Linked DNA regions of Homo sapiens: region 1 is linked to region 2. Evidence: read pairs that join two places in POLR2A ChIA-PET (ENCODE). Cell type or tissue: OCI-LY7. All regions are shown on one strand. Links, peaks and the distances in the headings refer to the core of each region. The heading gives the core; the rest is flanking DNA.

Region 1 (8,000 bases), core at 1-8,000, 130 kb after region 2:
AATGACTTTCATCTGTTTTCAATTACTGTGATTGCTGGTAAATTTAGGCATATGTCTTATTCCTGTGCTTTTTCTTTGTTTCTTTGTCTCCTTTCCTGCTTTGTAGAATATCCAAGCTTTCTTTATTCCTTGTTTTACTCTACTGATTTGGAAAATACACATTCTATTTCTATTCTTTTACTGGGCACTCTTAAATTTTTCACATTACTATTTTGAAGTCCAGAGTTAATATCATTAGGATCCTTCTGAACAATACAAGGACTGTAAAATGTGCCAGAAGATCACCCCCCACCTTCCACATTATCACTATTTAGCATTTTTGTTCCTCATTGTCTTCAAATAAGAAACAAAACAAATGAAATCAGTTATTTTTAAACCAGCATTATTCATTTAGGTTTACCAGCATATTTATCAAACTCTTTGATTCCCACTGCTTCTGCGTCACTTCTTCCTTCTGGGTTCATTCGCTCTCCATTAGCAAAACCTTTAAAGCCTGGTGCTAATGGACCTTCAGAGAAAGAAATATATCTCCTGGTGCTAATATCAAGATTAAACAAAGCTATTTTTGTGAAAATGCTTTATAAATTGTAAAACCCTGTGAAAATATAAGAGTTATTTTTTCTGGCCAGGCGCATTGGCTCACACCTGTAATCCCAGCACTTTGGGAGGCCGAGATGGGCAGATCACGACGTCAACAGATCAAGACCATCCTGGCCAACTTGTTGAAACCCCGTCTCTACTAAAAATACAAAAATTAGCTGGGCATGATGGCGCGTGCCTTTAGTCCCAGCTTCTCTGGAGGCTGAGGCAGGAGAATCGCTTGAACCCAGGAGGCGGAGCTTGCAGTGAGCTGAGATTGTGCCACTGCACTCCAGCCTGGCGACAGAGTGAGACTCTGTCTCAAAAAAAAAAAAAAAAAGATTTCTTTTTTCTGCATTGGATATTTTCAGAGGGTAATCTGGTAAAATGTAACAAAGCTATAAACATGATTATACAAGTTCATTAGCATAAGGAAAATTTTTAAAATTTTACACAGGTGTTTATAGTAGCATTGTTTAAAATTGTGGAAGGCTAGAAACAACCCCAGTGCCTAAAAGTTGGGAAATGGTGATGGAAACTATGGTACATCAGTTTCATCTAATAGCAGGTTATCACTAAAATAATAAGTAGGAAATTGTATAGATATGTGAAAAAGAAATACTCATAAAAAAGATAAATACAAACTGCATATATTCACTGATTAAAACTGTAAAACTGTCTATGTGTTGGTAAGGTTTAGAAGATGATTTCAAAAAACTGATAGTTGCTATACCAAGAAATTCTGTGTTTATTTTCCTATAATGTTATTTATTCAATTAAAAAATCATATTAAAGGGAGATTGAAAGGATAGAATTTCGAATAGAGTCAAGAAGAAAAAGAGATGTTATCAATTTACATTTAGTCATCATGAAAATTGCGAGGCATCATGCTCAGTTGATTAGAATCAGTTCATGGAAAAGTCATTTGACCTTAAGGACTACACAGTAAAAACCACAGTTATCAGTTTTAAAGACATGTTGCCAATGTGTTACCCACTAATAGAGATAAAAGTTTTAGGGCAAAAGGATGGATGTTACCCACCAATGTAACTTTTCAATATTAATCAAAGTGCTTTTTTTAAATTATAAAATTACCAACCAGTAATTATTTAAAAATCAAAGTACTAATTGTTTATTTCTTTCTATTTCCCTAAAATAACGTGGATTTTAAAAAATCTAAATGGTAGTTCACATTGCCTCCGTCTCTGTAGCTGAACTTTAAAGCTTTGCTCTCTTTTGCCCAGGAGTTCTGCCAAAGAACTCCTGTTGTTTGTTACTTTAGGCTCCTAGCTGCAGGTAAAAGACTCCTTGAGGCCGGGCACGGTGGCTCATGCCTGTAATCCCAGCACTTTGGGAGGCCGAGGCGGGCGGATCACGAGGTCAGGAGTTTGAGACCAGCCTGGCCAAGATGGTGAAACCCCGTCTCTACTAAAAATACAAAAGTTAGCCGGGCGTGGTGGCAGGTGCCTGTAATCCCAGCTACTCAGGAAGCTGAGGCAGGAGAATCGCTTGAACCTGGGAGGCGGAGGTTGCAGTGAGCCGAGATTGCACCACTGCCCTCTAGCCTGGGTGACAGAGCAAGACTCTGTCTCAAAAAAAAGAAAAAGACTTCTTGAGTTTCCACAGTATAGTAATCCTCACTTAATGTCATCAATAGGTTCTTGGAAACAGACTTTAAGGGAAACGATGTATAACAAAACCAATTTTACCGTAGGTGAATTGATATGAACAAAGCTTACATTCCTATGGCATATTTCTGGCCACAAAAATATCATCACACTTCTAAACAAAGACCAAACACTTCTAATATTAAACATTGAAACAATTATGAGCTATATGTACATTTAAGAAAGATTCATAAAAACAAGTAAGATAACTTACCCAACTATTCCAGTTGAAGGTTGAAGATGGCTGGAGTTTATCCCGGTAGCTCAAGGTACAAGGTGAGCACCAATCCTGGATAGGGCGTCATTCCATTGCAGAGCACACAGACGCACACACAGACGCACACACACACACTCACAGACTGGGACTGTGTAGACATGCCAATTCACCTCGCGTGCACATCTTTGGGATGTGAGAGATTGTGCAAACTCCACATAGACAATGGCTTTGGCTGGGAAGCGATTGTTTTTCTTATCAACAGTATAATGAAATAACGTGGAACTAAGCAAAGTTATTCAAGGACCTGCTGTATTCACATTAACTCAACGAGTACAACAAAAGATAAAGTTGTTGTAAGTGCCTGCTTGTTCATTCAGTTAGTTATTTAACAAATCTTTATTTTACTGTCTACAATAGGCTAGTCCTCAAGGATGAAGAGATCGATTCAATAAAAACCTTATTCTCAAGGAGCTCATAGTCTACTGGTGAAATAAAAAGGTGCCAACTGCATTACACTCATGGAATTCAAAGTTCTGCTTTTTTTTTTTTTTTGAGACAGGGTCTCACTATGTTGCCCAGGCTAGTCTTAAACTCTTGGGCCCGATTGATCCTCTGGCCTCAGCCTCCTGAGCAAAGCCTTTTAAATAATAATGGTAAAAACAATCATTAACTTTTTCAATGTGCAGTATTATTATTTATTTATTTATTTATTTGAAATGGAATCTCGCTCTGTCACCCAGGCTAGAGTGCAGTGGCGCTATCTCAGCTCACGGCAACCTCTGCCTCCTGGGTTCAAGTAATTCTCCTGCCTCAGCCTCCCAAGTAGCTGGGATTACAGGCGCCAGCCACCAAGCCTAGCTAATTTTTGTATTTTAGTAGAAACAGGGTTTCACCATATTGGCCAGGCTGGTCTCGAACTGCTGACTTCAACCAATCCACCCACCTCAGCCTCCCAAAGTGCTGGGGTTACAGACCTGACCCATCATGCCTCGCCGCAGTATTATTTTTAATACACTTTTTATTTTAAGTAGTTTTAGATTTATAGAGAAGTTTCAAGACTGTTAGAGAGCATTCCAGTGTGCCCTGCACCCAGTTTCCCATTGTTAACATTACTATGGTACAATTGTCACAACTAAGGAACTAATATTGGTACATTACTAAACTCCAGGCTTTTTCCAATTCCCTTAGTTGTGCCCGTTGTCCTTATTCTGTTCCTGAGTGTCATCCATGATACCACATTGTATGTAGTCATCACGTCTCTTAGAGGCCTCTCTGGCTGTGTCAGTTTCTCAGACTGTGCTTGTTTTTGATGACCTTAACAGTTTTAAGGAGTACTGGTCAGGCATTTTGTCTTTCCATTTGGGTATGTGTAGTGTTTGTGTCATGGTTAGGCAGAGGTTACTGGTTTTGGGGAGGAAGATGACAGGGATAAAGTTCCTTTCTTATCACATCAAATCAAAGGTACATGCTGTTAACATGATGTTTCACTGCCACCATTGACTGGGATCACCTAGCTGAAGTAGTGTTTGATCAGGTTTCTCCACTGTGAAGTTATTCCTCTTATTCTCCCCTTTCCATACAGTTCTCTTTTTTAAAAAGTCACTCTGTATATCCCACTCTTAATGAAAGGGGGTTGTGTTCCATCTCCTTGAGGGTGTAGTAGCTACATACATTATTTTGAATTCTTGGGCACAGGAGATTAAAATCATTAACTTTTATTTGGAGTTTTGCATTAATAAAGCTCTTTCTTTTTTTTGAGATGGAGTCTCGCTCTGTTGCCCAGGCTGGCGTGCAGTGGCGTGATCTCAGCTCACTGCAACATCCACCTCCCAGGTTCACGCCATTCTCCTGCCTCAGCCTCCTGAGTAGCTGGGACTACAGGTGCCGGCCACCATGCCCAGCTAATTTTTTTGTATTTTTAGTGGAGATGGGGTTTCACTGTGTTAGCCAGGATGGTCTCGATCTCCTGACCTCGTGATCTGCCCGCCTCAGCCTCCCAAAGTGCTGAGATTACAGGTGTGAGCCACCATGCCTGGCCAATAAAGCTCTTTCAAATACATTATTTTACAGGTCCAACTCCGAGACAGTTTACAGTCAGGTTGGGGAGATCACACTTATAGAGGAAAAGTTAATGACACGAAAACTTTATAAGAAATTTAATTTTGTACACCCATGTTCATAGCAGCATTATTCACAATAGCCAAAGGATGGAAGCAACATTGGTGTCCATCGACAGACCATGGATAAACAAAACATGGTATAGACATCCAATGAAATATTATTCAGCCTTAAAAAGGAAGAAAATTGACACATGCTACAACATGGATGAATCTTGAGAATAGACATTATGCTAAATGATATAAGCCAGTCACAAAAAGCCAAGTACTGTATATCAGGTACCTAAAGTCATCAAATTCATAAAGACAGAAAGTAGAAGCGTGGTTGCAAGGTGCTGGGAGAATGGGGGCGGGGGTTGGGAGCTGTTGTTTAATGGGTACAGAGTTTCAGTTTTGCAAGATGAAAAGAGTCCTGGAGATTTGTCACACAACATTATGAATGTACTTAAGGCTACTGAGCTGTACACTTAAAAAAATGGTTAAGATAGTAAATTTTATGTGTATTTTGCCACAATTAAACATTTCTAAAAGAAATACAATTTTGAATAAGAAGTATTTTTTATAACTAGCCTTCCAATAAGAACCCACAGTTTTGCTGTAAAACAGAGGCTGCAAAATGGTACATTATACAGTTGCCAACATTTGAAAAATCCAGAGATTATATATAATAAGCAGGATTTCAGCCTTCCTTTTTTGTTGTTGTTGTTGTTGTTGTGCTTTTTGTTTTTTTGTTTGTTTGTTTGTTTTGAGACAGTCTCACTCTCTTGCGCAGGCTGGAGTGCAGTGGTGCAACCTCAGCTCACTGCAACCTCCGCCTCCTGAGTTCAAGCAATTCTCCTGCCTCAGCCTCCCGAGTAACTGGGATTACAGGCACACACCACCACGCCTGGCTAATTTTTATAAAGGCTTCTTTGAAAAACAGAATGATCGGGTAATGTGAGCCCAGGTGTGTCACCTGGCAACCATCAGCTGGAGCTGAGCAGCACCTGCCACCTTTAGACAGATCATGCATGCTATAGTTTCATGTGACCCCCACCAGCTTTGATGTATTACACCCTGCCCATTTCACTCACTGGTCTTGAACTCCTGGGCTCAAGGGATCCACTGCCTGGGCTTACCAAAGTGCTGGGATTACAGGCGTGAGCCACTGTGTTTAGCCCAATTTTTTATTTTTTCTAGAGATGGAGTCTCACTATGTTGCCTGGGCTGGTCTCAAACTCCTGGGCTCAAGCAATCCTTCTGCTTCAGCCTCCCAAAGTGCTGGGATTACAAGCATGAGCCACCTTGCCCAGCCTCCTATGATAGAATTTAAGCACTCAGAACTTTGTGTATTTAAGGTACTAAAATAACAAGTTATTTGGCAATTCCCCTGAAACTTTCACCTAAGCCCTAACTTCCTCAGTGTAACATAAAGGTGTCAGGGGGAATCAGAGAGAACGCTCTCATATTCTCTGGGAAGAGAAAGCTCCTGCCAGAACTCAGCTTCTTTTCTGAGAATACCATTTTAAGAGCACTTTGACCAAGCCTATTGTGATTCCTACTCCCGAAAATCTCACTCCCGATAGATTTTCTGAAGTGAGCCAAACTTCTGCAGTCTCAAGGAAACATTTCTCAAGGAAAACATTTCTCAAGTGCGCAAATCAGACACATCTAACCAAGAGTCCAAAACTTCAGCACAAACAAAACCAAACGTGGTACAAGAAGGCCGCCACTGAAATCCAAGACTGTCTTTATCTTTCCAGTGCAGAGCTGGGATTGAGTATGTATGAAAGGTGTGTCTACCTCCCAGCTGCCTCTACTTCTCCTACACAACTGCACCTAGCTTTGGAAAACTGTTCTGGGCAACAGTTTGTGTTTGGTACCATCTGTTCTTGACGCTCAAGACAGGCCTGAAGTCAGGCTTCTAGGCTGCAACATAGAGCCACTCTGGGATGCTCACTGAAGCACTCTATTAAAAACAATGAGCCACATACACCTCCATCATATGTGTTCAGGCCAGGGAAAAAGGAAGTGTGTGATCTAGGAGGGGGCCTCATTTGTACCTTTCTGGGATTACAGGTCTGAGCCTAAGGAACAAAGGCTGATTCCCCTAATTTCATGGCCCGCCCAAGGTGTGAAAGGACACCTCCACCCTTATGGGACATAAAGGAGAGGACACATCCATGTATTGTGTATCTGTGACAGATATTTATTGGTTGCCTTCCTAGAATCTGTGTCCCCCTTACTACTGGGACCCCACATTTCTAAGCTATGCAGTTGAGGTAGGATTAGGGTCACCTCTAGCTCCAGGGAGAGCCAATCAGTATATACTACACCCTGGTCACAGTTCAAGGATGAACATGTGACCCTTGTCAGAAAGAGACTGAATTTGAAAGCTTTTGATTAAACAATCAGAAAAGCACAGCTTGCTTTTTCCTGCTGCTCATGAACAGAATACATATAGATCCAGGAGTCTGGACATCATCTTGAGACCTCAATGGGAAAGGTGCCCAAGGATGGAGTCAAGGAAGAGTCACTGAAGCCATCAAAATGTAAAAGAGCCTCCATTCCTGGACTGTTTGGTTCTATGAGCCAATACCTTCCCTCTTTATCTTCAACAACTTTAGGTTAGGTTTTTAGTCACTGGCAACAGAAAGGATCCTAATCAAGACCCCAGTGAACAGAACTCGACCCTGCCAAGGCTTGGCAGTTTCCATTTCAATCACTGTCTTCCCACCAGTATTTTCAATTTCTTTTAAGACAGATTAATCTAGCCACAGTCATAGTAGAACATAGCCGATCTGAAAAAAACATTCCCAATATTTATGTATTTTAGCATAAAATTCTGTTTAGTGGTCTACCTTATACTTTGTTTTGCACACATCTTTTAAGAGGAAGTTAATTTTCTGATTTTAAGAAATGCAAATGTGGGGCAATGATGTATTAACCCAAAGATTCTTCGTAATAGAAAATGTTTTTAAAGGGGGGAAACAGGGATTTTTATTATTAAAAGATAAAAGTAAATTTATTTTTTAAGATATAAGGCATTGGAAACATTTAGTTTCACGATATGCCATTATTAGGCATTCTCTATCTGATTGTTAGAAATTATTCATTTCCTCAAAGACAGACAATAAATTGACTGGGGACGCAGTCTTGTACTATGCACTTTCTTTGCCAAAGGCAAACGCAGAACGTTTCAGAGCCATGAGGATGCTTCTGCATTTGAGTTTGCTAGCTCTTGGAGCTGCCTACGTGTATGCCATCCCCACAGAAATTCCCACAAGTGCATTGGTGAAAGAGACCTTGGCACTGCTTTCTACTCATCGAACTCTGCTGATAGCCAATGAGGTAATTTTCTTTATGATTCCTACAGTCTGTAAAGTGCATAGGTAATCATTTGTGATGGTTCCTTTACTATATATAGAGATCTGTTATAAA
Region 2 (9,358 bases), core at 1,359-9,358:
TCAGCCAGAGGAGTAACCGCCCTCTCTTCTCAGCTGTTTTGCTTGCACTCGTGATTGGTATAAACTGAGGGAGCAAATGTGTGTCCTCTTATTCACGTTGCCTAGTAAGTACCCAGGTGTGCAGTGAGCATACAAAACATCAAAACATATTTTCGTTTGGCTGAACTCTGGCTAATCAGAAACTAGAAGGAACAGACAGCTTAGAGACTTAAAGTTGGACTAGGAAGAAGTTGACAGGATGGATTAGAAGATAGCCACTTTAGGCTGGGTACAGTGGCTCATGCCTGTAATCCCAGCACTTTGGGAGGCCGAGGTGGGTGGATCACCTGAGGTCAGGAGTTCAAGACCAGCCTGGCCAACACAGTGAAACCCCATCTCTACTAATAATACAAAAAAATGAGGCAGGTGTGGTGGCAGGCACCTGTAATCCCAGCTACTCAGGAGGCTGAGGCAGGAGAATTGCTTGAAGCTGGGAGGTGGAGGTTGCAGTGAGCCAAGATCTCGCCACTGCACTCTAGCCTGGGTGACAGAGCGAGACTCTGTCTCATTAAAAAAAAAAAAAAAAAAAAAAAAACAACAACACTTTAGAGAGCCAAGGAGAGGGTGTCTGGGTACTTAGGGCAAAAGCCCAGTTGAGGAAACGCTGGGCGTGACAGCTAACTGGGGATTTTAGTACTCCACCTGGGAATGGAACTCAAACTTGAGCTAATAAATTGAATCTAGAAATCAGCCCCAAGGCTAGAGAAAGTGCCTGCCTTGCTCCTAGTGGAAGCTACTAGAAACTGAGAAGCCAACCCTGTGTGTCATAGGCCAGGCTGTGCCTAGCTCCATAAGGAAGCTCTGCGTTGTGCTTAGCCTTGAGATTCCCATCCTTAGATAATGTGGGCACCCTGAGATTATGTGAAGGAGGGCAGAGAAAAACCAAGAGCAGGGTCAATGACATGGACAGCAACAAGCAGAGCCCCCTTGGCATTTGTAACAGAGGTGACCCTTTGTAACTGTAGCCCAACAATGTTTCCATAAAAGACAGCCATAGATTTGAGCCAAATCATTTTTTGATTCATTTTTCCAATAAATAATTATTACCCCCTAGATGCCAGTTACAGATAGTTTATTCATTGGCAAAAGGTGGAGGTATGATAGCCAGGAGGGAAAGGTTCAGACTTACTGTCAATGTCATATTCCACACACAGACAAAAGGCATGTCCCATGAAGCAGGCACGGGCTGTGGCTGAGTTTGCTACATAAATGTGCTCAGATGACAAGCATCTTAACTTTCACTTAATCCTGAAGGTTTTTCACCCTCTGTTTTTTGTTTTGTTTTTTTTTTTTTGAGACAGAATCTCGCTCTGCCGCCCAGGCTGGAGTGCAATGGCACGATCTTGGCTCACTGCAACCTCCACCTCCCAGGTTCAAGCGATTCTCCTGCCTCAGCCTCCCGAGTAGCTGGATTACACGTGTGCACTAGCATCCCCAGCTAATTTTTGTATTTTTAGTAGAGACGGGGTTTCGCCATGTTGGCCAGGCTGGTCTTGAACTCCTGACCTAAGGTGATCCGCCTGCTTCAGTCTCCCAAAGTGCTGGAATTACAGGCGTGAGCCACTGCGCCCGGCCTCACCCACTGTTTTTATAAGTATCCCCCTCAATTTGTGTTCTCATTGTCTTCGGAAATTCAAAGGCTTGTTGTTGTTGCATGTTTGCATCCAGAGTCCAGGACTGCCTGACTGGGAGTAAATGGAAATGTGAGTTGCATCTTGCCTAATGAAGCTTATGTGATGACAGACCTGCTTAGAGTCTGCATGTGTCCTTTCCATGGCGTGCTCTAAATCTTCCTACTTTCCTTTACCATCCTGTCCTCATATACAAACTGTAACCCACTACCCATATCCTGTGGCAGACTACAACTCACATTAGCCATTGAATGCAAATGAGCCTCAATCAAAGAAGAAAGGAAATTAAAATTTACAGTATGTGTCTTCTCCGGTTGGCCTGAGGAGCCTCCATGACTCTCATAGCTATTTATTGCCCTTGGCATGCTGGTATTTTATGTGGGCAGGGTGAAACTGGCTGTGGTCAGGGTGAGACTTGAAGCTTTTGATTTGTTCCCTTATTTTGAAAGGGTTAAAAAGATGTTACATGTTTTGGTGTAATTTTAGTACTCATATTAATTTTGTCACATCTCTGTAAGCGAGGATGAAAAGAGAGTGCTCAATCACTGTTACTAGATCCATATTCTTACAGAGAACAAGTCTTCAAAAGGCAAGTTTTGATGACACTTGGGTTTTTTTCCCCCTTTTAATTTCTTTTAAATAACAGCTTTATTGAGATAGAATTCACCTACTACGAAATTTATCCTTTTAAAGTGTACGAGTCAGTGCTTTTTAGTATGTTCATAGAATTGTGCAACCATCACCATTATCTAATATCCGAACATTTTCATCACCCCTGAAAGAAACCCCACCCCCCATTATCAGTCACTCCCCATGCCTCCACACCCGCCTCCCACCCACAGCCTGTAGCAATCAATATTCTATTTTTGCCTCTGTGGATTCTCCTGTTCTGAATAATTCATATCAGTAGAATCATACCATATGTGGTCTTCTGCATTTGGCTTCTTTCCCGTCACATACTGTTTCCAAGGTTCATCCGGGTTGTGGCCTCTGTCAGTACTTCATTTCTTTTTATTGACAAATAATATGCCATTGTATGGATATGCCACTTTTTGTTTATCCATCAGTTGATTGACATTTTGGTTGCTTCTACTTTTTTTTTTTTTTCTTTGAGACAGGGTCTTATTCTGTCGCTCAGGCTGGAGTACAGCAGCGCAGTCATAGCTCATTGTAGCCTCAACCTCCCAGGCTTGAGCCATCCTCCCACCTCAGCCTCTCCAGTAGCTGGGACTACAGGCATGTGCCACCATGCTCAGCTAGTTTTTTGTAGAGACAGGGTTTTGCCTTGTTGCCCAGGCTGGTCTTGAACTCCTGGCCTCAAGTGATCCTCCTGCCTCGGCCTCCCAAAGTGCTGGGATTACAGGTGTGAACCACTGCTCCCAGCCACTTCTACTTTTTTGCTATTATGAATAATGTTGCTATGAACATTTGTGTAGAGGTTTTTGTGTGGACATGTGTTCCTAGTTCCCTTGGGTATATACCTAGGATTGGAATTGCTGGATCGTAAACTATTTTATCCTTTTGAGGAACTGCCAATTGTTTTCCAAAGTGACTACACCATTTTTCAATCACTCCAGCAATGTAGGAGGGTTCCAATTTTTCTACATCTTCACCAACAGTTATTGTCTTTTAAATGTTATTTCTTTAATGAAAAAACTTCATTTATGCACATAACACACACACACACACACACACACACACACACACACACACACACACACACACACACACACACACACACACACACACACACAGACTTATAATGGAAAGCCGAAAGTCTCCAGCCCTGTTTCACCCCTCCTTAGTCCAAGTCCCATTCCCAGCAAACCATCTTCCATTTTTATTTTTAGTTTTTCCAGTGACTATCATTATAATTCCAAAGATTGCTTGATTCATTATTTTTTCTTCTCTTTTTATTATGAAAACTTTCAATTATGTATAAAAGGAGAATAGTATAACCAACCCCCTGTACACATCCCCAGCTGCAACAACTGTCAACCCATGACCACTTTTACCCACTGTTTTTTGCTTTATCAGTGTTAGATGTCATACATTGATTTCCCTATTGAAGAAAGAGAATTTACCTAATTCTATCACTTCCAAATTTTTATAGTAAATTATTTTTAGTTCTTCTATTACCTTTGTGATTTTGATAAATCCCTAAACCTTGTGTTCTTGTTCCATCCACTGTGCACAGTGTTATTTAACTGCCCTCTTGTCCATGCAAGCTGGAGATAGCAATGCCCACCTCTCTTTTCTTCTGCTTTCACCTCCCAGCCATTTCCAGCTATAGCTCTTATATTATTCAGTGGATAGCAATTTATAGTCTGTTCTCCAACCATCATCAAGTCTTCTGTGCTTTGTCTATTGGTTGGTTCTAAGACTTGAGAATCAAGAGAATTTACATTATTATGACTTTAAATATCGTTCACTGTAGAGCCATATGGTGTACTGAGGATTACTTCTTTTTTCTGTAGACTCAGTATAACAATCCTTGTGCCAATGGGGGAAGAACGTTTTAGACATCCAGTTGATACCTTTTCTGTTCAGAAATATATGGTAATCCATAGCACTCTTGGACCCAAGGTGTCTTATTTACATCTTGTATGGCCTTGTGTTCTTTAATTATCTTGTGTGTTATGTCCCTAACTCGAGAGGGAACCCCTCGAGGGGGAAGTGGTCTTTCCTGTTTTGCTCCCATAGCATTTATAGTCTCTTGGTAAACTAAATTGATTTCCCTAAAAGTTGCAAACCATAATTTCATTTGTCAAGTAAACATAGCCAATACATTAAATGCCATTGCTGTTAGATTCTATATATACTTTATTTTATGATGAGTTATAAATATATAAATACTTAAAAAATAAAGCTATCAAAAACTCATAAATTAAAATATTCAGCTCGAACACTTTGAATATTTCTCTCTCATGATCGTCTTTAGCCTTTCCAAGAAGTTTTCCAACGTACTCTGGTTGGCTTCCTTCACAGGACAGGAATTCTGCAAAAGAAACATTTCATTAGCTTGCATTGGTAAGCATTTGTCTTGCCTGCCTGTCTACTTGATCAAGCCTACTGTGGCACTTGTCACCTGAACACTTATAAAACCAAGGCCTCCAGTCTAGCCTGACTGGGAGTTGTCTCTATCACTAGGCCAGCAGGTTTTGCCTATTTTGGGTGCATACTACTTACACTTCTAGAAATGGTTACTGTATACCATTACCTATCTGCTTTTGGGGTGGGTGGCGCGGGGGGGAGTGCAGTCTCTGGAGAGGTGTGTCACAGCTAGGTGCTTGCTCAGAGGGTGGAACTTGAAGATGCTGGCTCAGACCTGCCCGGTGCTCTACTGGGCCTTCTGCATGACTGCCTGGACTGCTGAGAGAGATTCAGTCATGTGGCCCTCCTGTGCCATTAAACAGCAGCACCGCAGCACAGCAGCCCTAAAGGTGGGAAGGATTCCAGATGCTACCCCCAGGCCACTGCTTCAGTTTGAATCTCAGCTCTACCATTTATTAATTGTATTGCTTAGGATGTACTACTTAATTTATAAAAGCTTCAGTTTCTTTTGTAAAGTTGGGACAATTGTTTGCCTACTTGCCTGCTTCATAAGATAATGGAGAGAATTAAAAGAGAGAACATGTGTTGTGCCAAGTTCCTATCCCATGACCTATCCCATTGTCTACAAGGTGATAGGCCCAGAGAGGGGATACATGTCCTTGTTCTCCTCTAAAGCCAATTAATTCCTCCACTCGATATTAGATAACATCCACTCTGGGCTACAAGGACTTCTGCCCCCTAATGATTCTTCCTCTTTCTGCTCTCTTCAGTTCTTCCTGCTCCACTGGACCATTCCCCCAGGTGCATTAACATGCTGGGTATACCCCCAACCTTAAAAGAGCTTCCCTCACTCCATAACCACCCTGCAGCTGTGGGTCAGTTTCTCTGCAGCCTTATAGCTAAACATCTTCAAAGAGTGTTCTGCCCTCACTGTTCCTTCTTTGTCTCCTCTCGCCACCCTATCCTCGGTGAGCCCACTCCAGCTGGGCTTTCCTTCCTGCCTCTCCATTTACATCAGCCTCACCCATGGCCTCCATCAGCCAAACCCAGGGGCCTTTCTTGGTCCTCACCTGACCTGTCCTTTCAGTACATTTGACACAGTCAACCCTCCCTCCTTGAGTGTCCTCAACGGCTTCCTGGGGTACCGCCCACTCTCCAGTGTTCTCCTGCCTCACTGGTCACTCCTCCTCAGGCCCCTTGGCTGGATCCTCCTCTCCTGACCTCCATGTGTTGATCTCAGGCTCAGTCCTTTGATCTCTCCCTTTCTGTCATTCAGATTTTCAGCAGTATCTATCTAAGGACTCTCCTTTTTGTATTGCAAGTTCTGACCTCTCCCCTAAGTTCCAGACTTTTCTAACCATCTTCTCAACACCTTCACTTGGCTATCCAAGAGCCACCTTACATGTACGATGTACAAAATTGAACTCTTGATCTTCTGCTGAACCTCCAGCCCTGCCTTGCCGCCAGTCTTTCATCTCTCTGTAAACAGTACTGACCATCGCCAGAGGGGTTTGGGCAGGAACAAAGAGGTCATCTTTTCCTCCCCTGTATCTTACCCCCTACAACCGATCTGTCAGCAAATCCTTCTGGTTTTATTTTTAGTCATATCCCAAATCTGTTCACCTCAACTGCTCCCATTCTGTCCACGCCACCATCATCTCTAGCCTGGTTTACTGTGGTAGCCTCCCAACAGGCCATCTTGCTTCATTCTGTCCACGCCACCATCGTCTCTAGCCTGGTTTACTGTGGTAGCCTCCCAACAGGCCATCTTGCTTCATTCTGTCCACGCCACCATCATCTCTAGCCTGGTTTACTGTGGTAGCCTCCCAACAGGCCATCTTGCTTCTATGCTTTCCCCCTTTCAGCCTATTTACCACACAGTAGCCAGACTGACCCTTTTAAATCACGTAAATCAGATTGTACAGTCTTTGTCCTGCCCAAAGCTCTGCAGGTGTTCCCTGCCATACTCGTGGTGGAATCTAAAGGCCTTGTGTGATCTGCTGTCCTGGAAACTACCCCTCACTCACTCTGATCCAGCCACACTGGCCTTCCTACTGGTCTTTAAATACAGGAAGTTAGTTCATTTCCATCCTAAGGCCTTTGCATACCTCCTCCTTCTGCCTGGAATGGTCTCCCTAGTTAGTCATGTGGCCTGCTCCCTCAATTCAAATATCTGCTCAGATAATGTCACCAGCTCCTAAGTCAGCCCCCTCCCCCATGACTCTTATGTTCTTTATTTCTATGTTTTTCTTTGTAGCACGTATCACTGCTGGCCATCATTTTACATGTTTGTTTTTCTAACTCTCCCATTAGAACATTCCATGAGAACAGGGACTCGGCCTGCGTGTCTTTAGTGACACGTCCTCAGCACCTAGAACCACACCCAGCACTTGTGGAACTTCAGCAAATACTTATTGAATGAGTGAATGAATGAATGGGTTGACCAAGGGTGCTGCAGCTCCTAAGGAGTGTTTAGAAGTGAGGCTGCTGTCCACCAGGAGCCACGCGGCCGGCTTGCCAGGAATACAGTGCAGCTTACCAAGCCCGCCAGGCCCCAGAGGTTCCTGTCGAGCCGTTTCAGGAATCGGATCAGCTGCTTGTGCCTGTGGAACTGCTGTGCAGTCGCACCCAGGCAGCGAGTGTCCTTCTCATGGTGGCTGTAGAACTGCCGGAGCACAGTCGCAGCCCTGCAGAAGGTTTCCTTCTCAGTTGTGTTCTGGAAAGACAAATGCCACAGATAGCAATGTGCCAGCTCCATTTGGAGGATGGGAGAGAGATTTTTCCTCTTGATTTCTTCTTTCCAGGAGGACAAATGGAGGTGAGTTTGCTCAACTACAGACCTGTCTTCAAGTATTCCACTGAAGGAAGGCTGCTTGCCACAGACATAAACCTCTGTCAACAACCTCTCCCAATTGCAAACGCAGCAGCCTTCTCCCCAGAACCTCCCAGTTTCCTTTCTCTTGGAGGATTTTGCCGAAAGGGTACCTGAATAAAGTCATCCCATGAGGAAAAGGCACAGTGGGGACTAGAATGCAGGACCATCTGTCGCTACAGCCCACGTTCTGCGTCCGTGTCTCTATACCTCATGAGCTATTCTGCTATGAAAAGTGCCCACATGAGCTCTCAGTCAGGTTCTGCTCTTGTTCCCAGAGGTTTTAAAATCCAGCTTTCCCTGGAAATCCTGCATGCCTGTTGAATAAATGAGTGCACATCCTTTGGCCTGAACTCTGCTGCTTTGGCCAGCACTCTCCGTGTGGCTCTCCCCATGGGAGAGGAGAGCAGCACATGGCCCAAGTGAGGAGCTAAGACATTTTGCCAGGCAGCAAGAGATAAGTGCACAGATCAGGGAAAGGTGTCCTGGGAGATCAGAGGAGGCTCTGGGAGCAGGTGCCATTGATCTGAGCCTTGGGCAGAGCTTCTGTAAGGGGCCTTTTGGCCCCAAATGATGCGGAGTGAGAATCTCCTTGGAATGCCAGCAACTGTGAGGGTCTGGCCACATGGCTCTTCCTGGGGGCCCTTAGCCTTAGAGAAGGGAATGGACAAGAGACAAGTCATTGGGAACCCAGGAGAGGGATTGTGTCTCAGTCTGAACCTGGCCTGGTGTGTCCTCTCATTTTTCACTGAAGAACAAAGATGCAGAACCTGGAGAGGGTTCTTAGCTTGAGCCCAGTTCCTTTATCCAGTTCAGATAAAGAAAGCTATCCCCAGCCTCTCCCCCGACATGCTCTGGTCCCTTGATACTCAAAGTGTGGTCCATGGACCAGCAGCATGGACATCACTGGGAGCTTCTTAGAAATACAGAATCTCAGACCACCCCTGCCCCACCCAGACCCTCTGAATCAGAAGAACAGTGACAAGATGCTCAGGGGTTTCTATCAGCAGCGCTGTCCAAGCAGCTTTCAAGTTCTTACATATTTTTTTTTCTGATGATCAAGATAACATATATTTACTATAAAGGTAACATATATTCAACAAAAATACATTCACTCATCCCACCAGCCAGAGGTAACTATTGCTGTTAATATTTTGGTAAATATCGTCACACTTTTAAAAATACTTTTTAAAATAGGGGTCAACTGTTGATACTGTTTTGTAACTTCTTTACTCTTTACATATACCATAAGCATTTCCTAAGCCCTTCGGTGGTATTAGAGAACATGGGATTGAGAGCTGCGTAGAAACGCATTGCACAGTGGTACTGTCATTTGTCAGGCCCCTATCGTGGCAGATTTTTGCTTCTGTAAATAAGCGGCAGTGAGTAAACTATAGAAATCTTTGTGTTCATCTCTTATTTATGTAGGCTAAATTCTAGGAATGCAGTTCATATTTTAACGTTTTTTCAGGAAAGTCTAGACCCAGACTGAGGCACCAGAATCCCAGGCTACAGAAGCTTCCCCTTTCCCCTGTGGGGCGTGATGTCCCATGGGCAGAGCGGTTAGAAAGACATTTACTTAATGAACTGACTGAGAGTCACTCCTCGTTCCTGATTCTAGTTGGAAATGTAAGAGTGTGTCAGTATCTTTGGGCTCTGGGGGCCAAGAAACAGACCTCTCTGGGCTTTGTAGGCGAGTCGAGGTGGAAGGGACACGGGCTGATGGGGGGCGGCAGATGGTGCCTGTGTGTCTGGAGGTGGG

The links. ChIA-PET counts read pairs that join two places held together with the same protein. Peaks named below come from ENCODE experiments on the same cell type or tissue, not always from the same donor. Only the 100,000 strongest peaks of a DNase experiment are listed, where the experiment ranks them.
Region 1: POLR2A ChIA-PET joins it to region 2 with 9 read pairs; 2 of 35 experiments call an interaction of 5 or more read pairs at or near these places.

Annotation. Positions count from the first base shown.
Region 1 is chr5:132,543,245-132,551,244 of GRCh38, reverse strand. It overlaps IL5 (interleukin 5), which reads left to right and starts at 7,723. Exons shown (of 4, transcript NM_000879.3): 1 at 7,723-7,910. The coding sequence starts at 7,767. In OCI-LY7, for the core only: no CTCF peak of the experiment used is centred there; no DNase peak of the experiment used is centred there.
Region 2 is chr5:132,677,796-132,687,153 of GRCh38, reverse strand. IL4 (interleukin 4) reads right to left here. Exons shown (of 4, transcript NM_000589.4): 3 at 7,264-7,440; 4 at 4,476-4,668. The coding sequence ends at 4,567. It overlaps LOC105379176 (a long non-coding RNA gene), which reads left to right and starts at 4,525. Exons shown (of 2, transcript NR_134248.1): 1 at 4,525-4,700; 2 at 7,038-8,069. In OCI-LY7, for the core only: no CTCF peak of the experiment used is centred there; a DNase peak (open chromatin) is centred at 5,543.